2 separate regions of the Homo sapiens genome follow, and region 2 is linked to region 1. Evidence: chromatin loops called from intact Hi-C (ENCODE). Cell type or tissue: MCF 10A. All regions are shown on one strand. Links, peaks and the distances in the headings refer to the core of each region. The heading gives the core; the rest is flanking DNA. Region 1 overlaps FRMD6-AS2 (FRMD6 antisense RNA 2). Region 2 overlaps FRMD6-AS2 (FRMD6 antisense RNA 2).

Region 1 (4,400 bases), core at 274-4,273:
CTCTACTTGCGAGCCAAGAGAGACTTTGTAGTCAAGCCTGCATAAGGATGAAAGGAAATTAGTGTAACATCTCATCAGTTATAATTTACTTAATCTTCTGTAGTATGGGAATATTTGGCATTTATACACACACACACTACACACACGTGTATAAGGATTTTAAATCCATAATTACAACTCAGTATTTTCCATGGGCTCAAAACCCACCTATAAATTTCCCGAACCATTTGGAAAGGGTTGTATTAATAGTAAGATTAAGAAACATGGCAACACATGAATTAGGAAGGGTTTGGGGCTGAAACATTCCAAGAGATCACTCATAATTGATGCCCCATCCTTTTTATCATTCTTTAATTTTTGTTAACGTGCCCAGACATGCACTAGACACAGTTATCTTCAAAACATTCTGTAGTAGAATAGCTTGGTGTCTGTTAACCGAAGACATGATACAAGCATCATATTTAATATCAACTTTTGCTGTTCACCCATAAAATACAGAACATTGAAGCACTCTTTTTAAACACAGCAAAAATCTGCCCCATGATTAGAAAGGAGTACAGAGGTTGACACTCCACTCTGTACTCCAGAGGTGTGCTCTGGAGTAGTACAAACGGGTTTACAAACTGCTAGAGTTAAGGAAGCTGCATGATCTGTCTTCCGATTTAGTTTCCTGCAGTGGTGGACTGGAGTCTATTTTACCTGATCCAAAGAGCTGATGTTAAATATGCAAGAATTTTGCAAACTAGTATTTAAACTGTCAGTTGCTTGAAATCAGCCAGGGTGGGAGTATTTACACCACAAAAATGAGTCAACTGTCAATCTGGCTTCCCTCTCATCCCCCAGAGCCATTTTACCAGCACACCACTGCCTCCCGGGTAAGTTTAAGGATAAAATGAGTTAGTTTATGTAAAGCGCTTTTCATAGAGCTCCCCATAGACAAAGCATTCAGTAAATGCTAGCTACCATTATTGTTATTATTATTTGCCATTGAAAATAAATGCAGCCAACTCTCAACTGTTTATCAAATTGATAAATCATCTATGTCCTATGTTTGTTTGCTTTTGTCCCTATTTGACAATTTTACTAGCAGCATACAAGGGAATATGTTCGGGCATAGGAAAAAAAAGCAGTGAAATCCTAATCAATCCATGGTAGTGCTTATTATTATAGCATTGTGATCTTGACAAAATATTTGCTGAGAGAGAAAGAATTAAAGTTGAAAAAAATGAAAATGGGATTATATCTAAATTTAAAATATTCACTCTATTTTTGTCTTCCTTAAAACAGCTCATCGAAATTCCATTATAAATAGAAAATGATAAAATAATAATTTTGAACAATTGTAGAAAAATATGACAAGTCTGTATTTCAGTGATAAATCATAGAATTCCTGACACACATTATCTTAGGCCAAAAAGGGAATTATTGGTTCTTGTAAATCTCAAAGGTAAAAATCAAAGGATAGGTCTGTGTTTGAACACACCTTGATGCAGGATCACATTAGGCCATGAGTGCTCGGTTTCTCTGGCTTCTATTAGATTATTGCTATTTCCAGTCTCCACGTGGCAGCCTCAGCAGCTCCAAACTCTGCCTTTAAAGTGGAATGCTCTTCCCAAAATCATGTCTCTCAGGAAAGAGAAACTCTTTTTTTTTTCTTTTTTTAAATAGTTCCTGTAAAATTCCTGAAGTTTATTTTGATTGATCTGGCTTTGGCCACACATCTGATGCCAGTTTGGGAGAATATCTAATGGGGTAAAGGTAATTTATTTAAAAAAAAAAACTGTAAGAGTATATCTAACAGGGTAAAGGTAATTTGTTCCCCCTCCCCATCAAAAAAAAAAAAAAAAAAAAAAACCTGTGGTGTTATTACACTAAGATAAAATGGATGTCATGCAACCAAAATACAATTGTCTACTCCAAATTATCTTCATTGTAATTGAATTCATGTTGATGGCAACTCATGTATACATGTAGAGCTAGCACACTGCTTTCTCTTGGAACACAGTTCTGATAATAACCTTCTCAGATCAAGTTTCAGCCCAGGGCACTTCTGAAGCCATTAAAGACCCTAGTCATAAAGAGGCAAAAATAGAGATAGTATCACTACAGGAACTAATTTGAGAAACCCGGGTAAAAGAGTGTTTTAAAAAGCAAATGCTAGCCAAAAAATAATTTATAACACCTCCTGCCAGGCAAAGTTCAAGTTTCAGCTAATAGGAGAATATTCCTGGTATGATCTCGGTGCCTTCCTTAACCAAGAATTAGAGCCCCATGGTACAATGACCTTAGAAATTTTGAAAGCAGTAGCACCAGGAAAAGTGAGAGGTCAAAACTCTGTGTGTTCTGTAATGGACACAAACCTGTTGGCATTTAAAAATTCCACAGTGTTTTGCTGTCAAATTTGTTTTAGAATTTCATTTCAGGAAAGTAAGTTCTAACTCTAATGTTATGGAGAAGTTTAAATATTTATACCAGAAAAAATAAAAAGCACAAAACCCTCTACCCTAGAGTCTCAACCATTGACAAGTTACATAATTCTAACGAGTGTAAAGTATCAAGCTCTGTACATCTTGCTCTCTGCTGGGAAGGTGATGCTTCTGTTTCTCTTGGCTGTAAGTTTGTTTGGCCTGAGCTGGATGTCAGCCTGATTCCTAACCCTCCTCATGGAGTCACAGGCTGTAATGCATGAGTCACAGAGGTTAAAATGCAGCCTTTTCTGGTTTATATTGTATGTGGATTCTGTAATAGTCTTGGAATAGTGTTCTGTGATTCATATCCTAGTCTGGTATGCCTTAGCCAAATGCATCTCCTGGTCTGGTGATGTATATTGAGAGCCCTACGACGCTTATTGAGTATGGAGTGATTTAAGGAAACCATTTTTCTATCCCCTGGGAACTTTCTTTCTTATAATATCCCACCCAAATGTGATTTGTTTAAAACATTGTGATGCTCACCTTTATCTTCACCATTAAATATGTCATACTAAATAATCTTGTGGCCATACCAAGGAAACACCAAATATAAGAAGAGCATTTATTTTACAAAAAAGAGGAGACACATCTGTAAGTATTTTGGAGGGTGAGCATATTTCCCGAAGATCTTGAGATTGGATGTTGGCACCCTGTGTGGCCCTGAAAAAAAAAAAAAAAACTATCTTGGGTCTTTTGTAATTGAACTAGAAACTGTACCAACCCAGAGTTTATAAACAGTATCATATAACATTCATTTTGAAATATACAGAAATGTTAATGAGGTGATGGATGTGAAATCAGCTTTTACTAAGAAATACAATGTGTGCCCGCATCAAGCAGTGGGAATAATTACCAATTTATTTTCTCCTATGAAAAAATGATACTCAGACATTAGTGGGATCTTGGAAAGGGATCTGCGTTATTTGTGGAAGTATCACTAAGGCTAAACAACTGTGGCACCAAAGGACAGGCAGCATAATTTTCTAAAATATAGAAAAATTTAAAAGAGGCATTGCCAGAAAATAAATGAGAATGTTCATTCTCGCTAAGTTCTATGAGTAATGTAAACATATCTGGCATTTGTCCCCACTTTCTTCCTGGGACCTTTAAAATGAAAGTTTAGTGATTTATTCTTAATCGCCCACAAGCTGTTAGGTACCCTGTGGCTTGTAGCCATCAGAATTAATTGCAGGTGGCTTTGCGGGTCTGCAGCATGCAGTAAACATGATCATGATGGATTCCTAACACAACCTGGCTGGCTTAGGGTAATTAGCTCTGGATCCCTTCTTCTTGTTCTGAAGTATGTTTAATTCTCCGTGGATTTCTGAAGCAATATTTTGTCTTTCTTGAAAGAAAATTGAAGAAAGTCTGTGAAATAGAAAAATAATTGGACTAAACTCTCAATTTTTTGGAAGGGGAAATGTGGGGGAAACGGGGAGATAAGTTAAAGGCTGAAGCACTTCTGTGAAACTGTTTCTCTAAAGCAGAAAAAGAAGAGTGAATTTAGTGATGGTATATTTACCCTGGAATTTAAGAGGAATAACTCTTTCTGGTGTTCAGAAGTCCATACTTACTGATGTACTGTAAAACCTTGCCCTTCTAAGTGTGGTCCTGGGACCAGCAACGTCAGCATCACCTGGGAGCTAATTAGAGATGGAAAATCTTGGCCACTCCAGACCTGAATCAGAATCTGCATTTTAACCTGGACCAAGGCGATTGGCATTCTTATCAACATTTGAGAACCATTGATGTAATCCATGGTTAGAATATTTGATTTACTTAGAGAGCTTATCATTCTGTCTAGAAGGCATTTATATTCCAGTTATGATTGCCAGAAAGTCCCAGAAAGAAGCAGGTGCAATGCTGTTCCCTGGGAGACCAGGCTGTGAGGGCAGCAGCCATGCCTCTCTGGTCTTTGGATTCCCAGCA
Region 2 (4,400 bases), core at 87-4,086, 58 kb before region 1:
TATACCTGTTATCATAACTGGCACTGAAAACATAGAAAAAATAAAAGACCAGAATAGTTCCCAAAGGAATCAAATTTCATACTTGTATCTTCGTGGACACTGATACAATGCTAATCTCTTTCCTGGTCAGTCCAGAGCTTTGCTGATCTATAGACTCAATCACAAGATGCCTATTTCAAGTTGAAAGTGGATGAGAAATTCTGGTTGTGGGTATGCTTGTCCTTATGTGGAAGATGCCAGTCATTCTCTCTTTTGTCATTTAACCTATGTTGTCATATCCCTAACGATCTCTGACCTTGCAGCCCTTAAAAAGAATGATGCAATGCTATATATGCTAGGCATGGAAAGATGTCCTAGATACAATATTCAGTGAAAAAAGCAAGTTTCAGGATAGTATATAGGGTATAAAACCGTTTTTTTTTTTTTGTTTTTGAAGTACTGGAGAAATGTTGTTCTGGGACCAGCAGCATGAGCATTACCTGGGAACTTGTTGGAAATGCAAATGCTTAGGCCTCACCCCAGACCTACTGCATCAGAAACTCTCAGTATGGGTTTGGGAATCATGAACATGACCCCCAGGTGGTCCCAATGAATGCTCAAGTTGAAGACCTGCTGCTCTAGCGTGTACAGTGTCCCAGTATTGTTTGTTACTGTATATAGTATCCTAAGGTCTAGTGTGGGTTTGTCACAGCTTTATAACTGGCTTATAGTTACAGTCCCTGTAAATGAATTGCTTGTTATAAAGAATTTTGATTACATTATTTTTGGTTTATTGTATTTGTATATACATTTCCTTTACAAAATCAGTAAAATACAAAATCAACAAATTATAGGTACTGGAAAAAATGCTGCTGACTATATGAAAACAATCTCTAGATGGCTGTACATTAAGCCAGTGCTTTTCAGACTCTGATTTACATACAGATCACTTGGGGGATCTTGTGAAAATGCAAGACTGGATTAAGGCCTGAGGTCCTGCATTTCCAACCAGCTCCAGGTCAGTGCTGCTGTTCTATGGGTCACATTTTGAATAGCAAGCCACTAAAATGTTATCCATAGTTATTGTTGGAAGGTCAAATGGTGGGGAGTTATGCTTTGTACATTTCACCTTTGCGCATTATTTTTTAAAAATATTTTTTACAAATAACTATATTCAGAGAAAGGATGAAAGATTTTTAAAGTCTTTCACCAGAATTTGCCTTACTTTGACATCTCTCTGCTATGCAGGCTTAGCCTTGAAACACATTTCCAAGAGTGAAGCAAAAGGAAACTCATTTATTGGCCCTAGAAATCCCCCCACTGATACTGTAGAAATGAATGTTAAAAAGCAGTGGTGATAGGTATAGAGGGAAGTAGGAAGAAATTCATATTAGCTGGAATTTTTTTAGTGCCAGTATTAGAAATCTAACTGAAATGGGCTTAAGGAGATAAAGGACATTTTTAAGAAATCTGAGGGAAATGCTTGCTTTCGTCATGGCTGAATGAAGTGTTCAAACGATGTAGTAACGAGATCTGCTTTCTTCTGCAGTGGCTTTATCTTCAGGCAGTTCCTCTTTCCCTAGGGTGGCCACCAGCAGCCCTAGGCTCTGCTTCTATGATTAGAAACCACAGCAGAATGAGAACCTCCCTTCCCAGCAAAAATTCCAGGGACGACTCCCATTGGCAGGAGCCCGTCTCTGAAATTTTCGCAGTAATTTTGATTGGCTAGACTTGGCCACAGGCCCACTTCTGAAGAAGTCTGGGGGTGGTGTCAACAACATCCACGACAGCTGAGAGGAAGGGGTGATTCCCCAAAGGAAAATCAAAGTTTTGATACAAAAACAAGATGGAATAGATGTAAAACTGAGAGATGGTGTTCTGTTATTGTGCCAGTCTTCCAGCCCAATCCTTTCATTTTGCTTATTTGGAAATCAGTTTAAGGGATTTATTCAAGGTCACATGGGTAGTCAACAGCAGAGCAAGACTTAACAACTTCTGCCCTATTTCTACATCCTCTCTACTGTAGTACTACCACCTTCTTGGAAACTAGGAATGAATCAAACATGGAGCTTCTATAATGCTTGCCTTATCTTTGAAATGTCTTCTTAAATACTGTATTTCATGATATTGAATTTAAAGGAACTCTAATTGCACATCTCTCATCTTTGACTCTCCTACATTGACTGCCTGGAGTAAGAAAGCCACATTCTTTCTGTGATAGTAATCCTTGCTACTCCTTTCCTCTTTGGGGAAACAAGTCAAAGCTTGACAAAGTGTAGCTGCTGATCTATTTGAACGAAGTTCGATCCCTAACCAGTGATCCCATGAATGAGGTGGATGCCCTATGGATGGAGAAGCTCACACCGGCCTCTGCTTTTTTTGTGGTATATTTTATCCCGAGAGCTTGATTAATAATCTAGACTGGGTCCTCCCTTTGGGTGGGTATGTTGCCCTCCCAATTTTCCCAGGCACAGCAATATCTCTGCAGACAGGTACGGGCATGCATCAGAAATCTGGAGGCTCGCCCAAAAAGTTATGTCTGCTGTTTGTGAAGGGGCAATGTAGCAATTATATGAGTAATGCAGTGGCAGATCTTCTATGAGAAATTAAAACTGGAGAAAGAGGGCTTTCCTCCTTGAAGGAAGGGTGTTGGGTGAACTAACACTATTTTCTCCTGCCCTTTCCCCCAATCTCAATCCCTTTCTCTCCAAACATTCTTCCTTGAGCACCCCACTCTGGCACTCAAAAAGCCATGGGAATGGGAAAGAAGTGGCTGGAAGTAAACAGCCTGCTTACTCACAGCAACTGAAAATTTTGTTTCGACGATTCTGGTTCCAGGGGCAGGAGCTGAAGATTAATGCCTGGAGTCTGCCCCATTCTGAGAGCAGCAGCCTGGCTCCTGGTGGCTCCAGCAGCAGGTAGGAAAAAAATGTTTGTTCTTACCCTTTTTTATGAAATATAATCTGAAGACAAATTTAATGTTAAATTCCTGTACAATGGGCACAGTAGAATCATCGAAGGGTTTAAATAATTTGATTTGTCTGCAAACCAGCCCAAACTGCTGAGGGAGTTGGTTCTGCTGCTGAAGTTGATCTGTCTCATGATTTATTCTTTAGGGAAGGGGGTACCTTGGGTTGTCCAATGTAACAGCCACTGCTGTCAGGGCTAGGAAGAAACTCACATCTTCATGACTTGACAGTGCCTGTGCTTTCTGTACTTTTGCTTACAGTGTGTGTGTTTATGTACGTGTCCTGTACTCTAGACACACACTTGCCTTGGTAAGAACACTCTCAAAAACACAGATGATAACCTGACCAGAAGACCGGTCCCTTTGATGCACCGTTTTATTCTAAATGTTTCAAGAGCCCAACAATGACTTCTTGTAAGACACCATCATAAGTTTTTAAAAAGGAAGTTATTAAGAGTCTGGGAAACATTAAGTAGGTGTCGGTTACATTAGTATCAGTTACATGCTTACCCTCTGGGTTGGAAAAGGAGACATTTACATATTTGGGGTTCCTGCACTTCTTTTATGAGGGGTATAACTTAGCAAAACTAGACAAGAAACTGTACAATGAATACAATGAGCTGTTACAGAGTTTGTCATAACCAGATCCCAAGTGTTGTAAAAGTAAAATATGATGCATGTGTGATAGAAGGAAGTGATAAAGGGAATATGGAGAAGAACAAAGTGGAGTTTTATGAGAATTTCTAGGTCTACTTTTAAAAAACAGACTAAGTTTGTGAGTCAGTAACTAGGCAATCAGTTCTCAGAGAAGCTACTTATGAACTGTGTCATCACATTACTTTTAAGATGACCAAATATTGAGGCTATCTGTTGTTTGCCATTGTGAGTGTGTGCTTGTGTTTCTGCATGTGTATTTATGACAGAGAGAGAGAGACAGAATATGAGGGAGGGAGAGAGGAGAAACTCTCATATATTGGCTTACAGACAAATGCTGGGTCATTTAAAAATGCATCTCTGTAACCACTTGTTCTGGAAACATTAATCACCACCTTCTGTGTTTTGGGCACCGTGCTGGGTCCTGGCTGTATACGTGTGTATAGTGTGTGGGGCACAGTGCTAGGTCCTGGACGATATATGTGTGTATTTTGTGTGTGTGTGTGTGTGTATAAAATGCGAAATTTCTTCTTTAGTAACCTTTACCTACCTCTTATTCGTGTTGCCAACAAAAAGACAACCGCAGAGTTTTAGTGCAGTTACCGTAGCAGAATTCTTAAGGTGGCCCAGTTACCGAAACTGCTTGTGTACTGACCTACTATAAAAATATGTATTGTCTATATATACTTGGGAATGACACCCTGTTGAAAATAAATACTGTGTTCCTCTCAGTACTGGGCTCAAGCTTCCTTAAAATCCAGTTCTCCAAGGCCAAGAATAGTGAGAGCACTGCTATGAG

What was found. A loop is a pair of places that touch in the nucleus more often than their neighbours do. Peaks named below come from ENCODE experiments on the same cell type or tissue, not always from the same donor. Only the 100,000 strongest peaks of a DNase experiment are listed, where the experiment ranks them.
Region 2: a loop joins it to region 1, with 4 times the contacts of the local background. A loop is called at or near these places in 5 of 110 quality-filtered maps.

The regions. Positions count from the first base shown.
Region 1 is chr14:51,544,753-51,549,152 of GRCh38, forward strand. The region is part of intron 2 of FRMD6-AS2 (FRMD6 antisense RNA 2); the gene reads right to left. It also overlaps a transcript of FRMD6 not described here. Among named protein-coding and RNA genes, the nearest start is that of FRMD6-AS2, 53 kb to the right of the region's middle. In MCF 10A, for the core only: no CTCF peak of the experiment used is centred there; a DNase peak (open chromatin) is centred at 2,679.
Region 2 is chr14:51,486,524-51,490,923 of GRCh38, forward strand. The region is part of intron 2 of FRMD6-AS2 (FRMD6 antisense RNA 2); the gene reads right to left. It also overlaps a transcript of FRMD6 not described here. Among named protein-coding and RNA genes, the nearest start is that of LINC02310, 92 kb to the left of the region's middle. In MCF 10A, for the core only: no CTCF peak of the experiment used is centred there; DNase peaks (open chromatin) are centred at 2,498 and 3,978.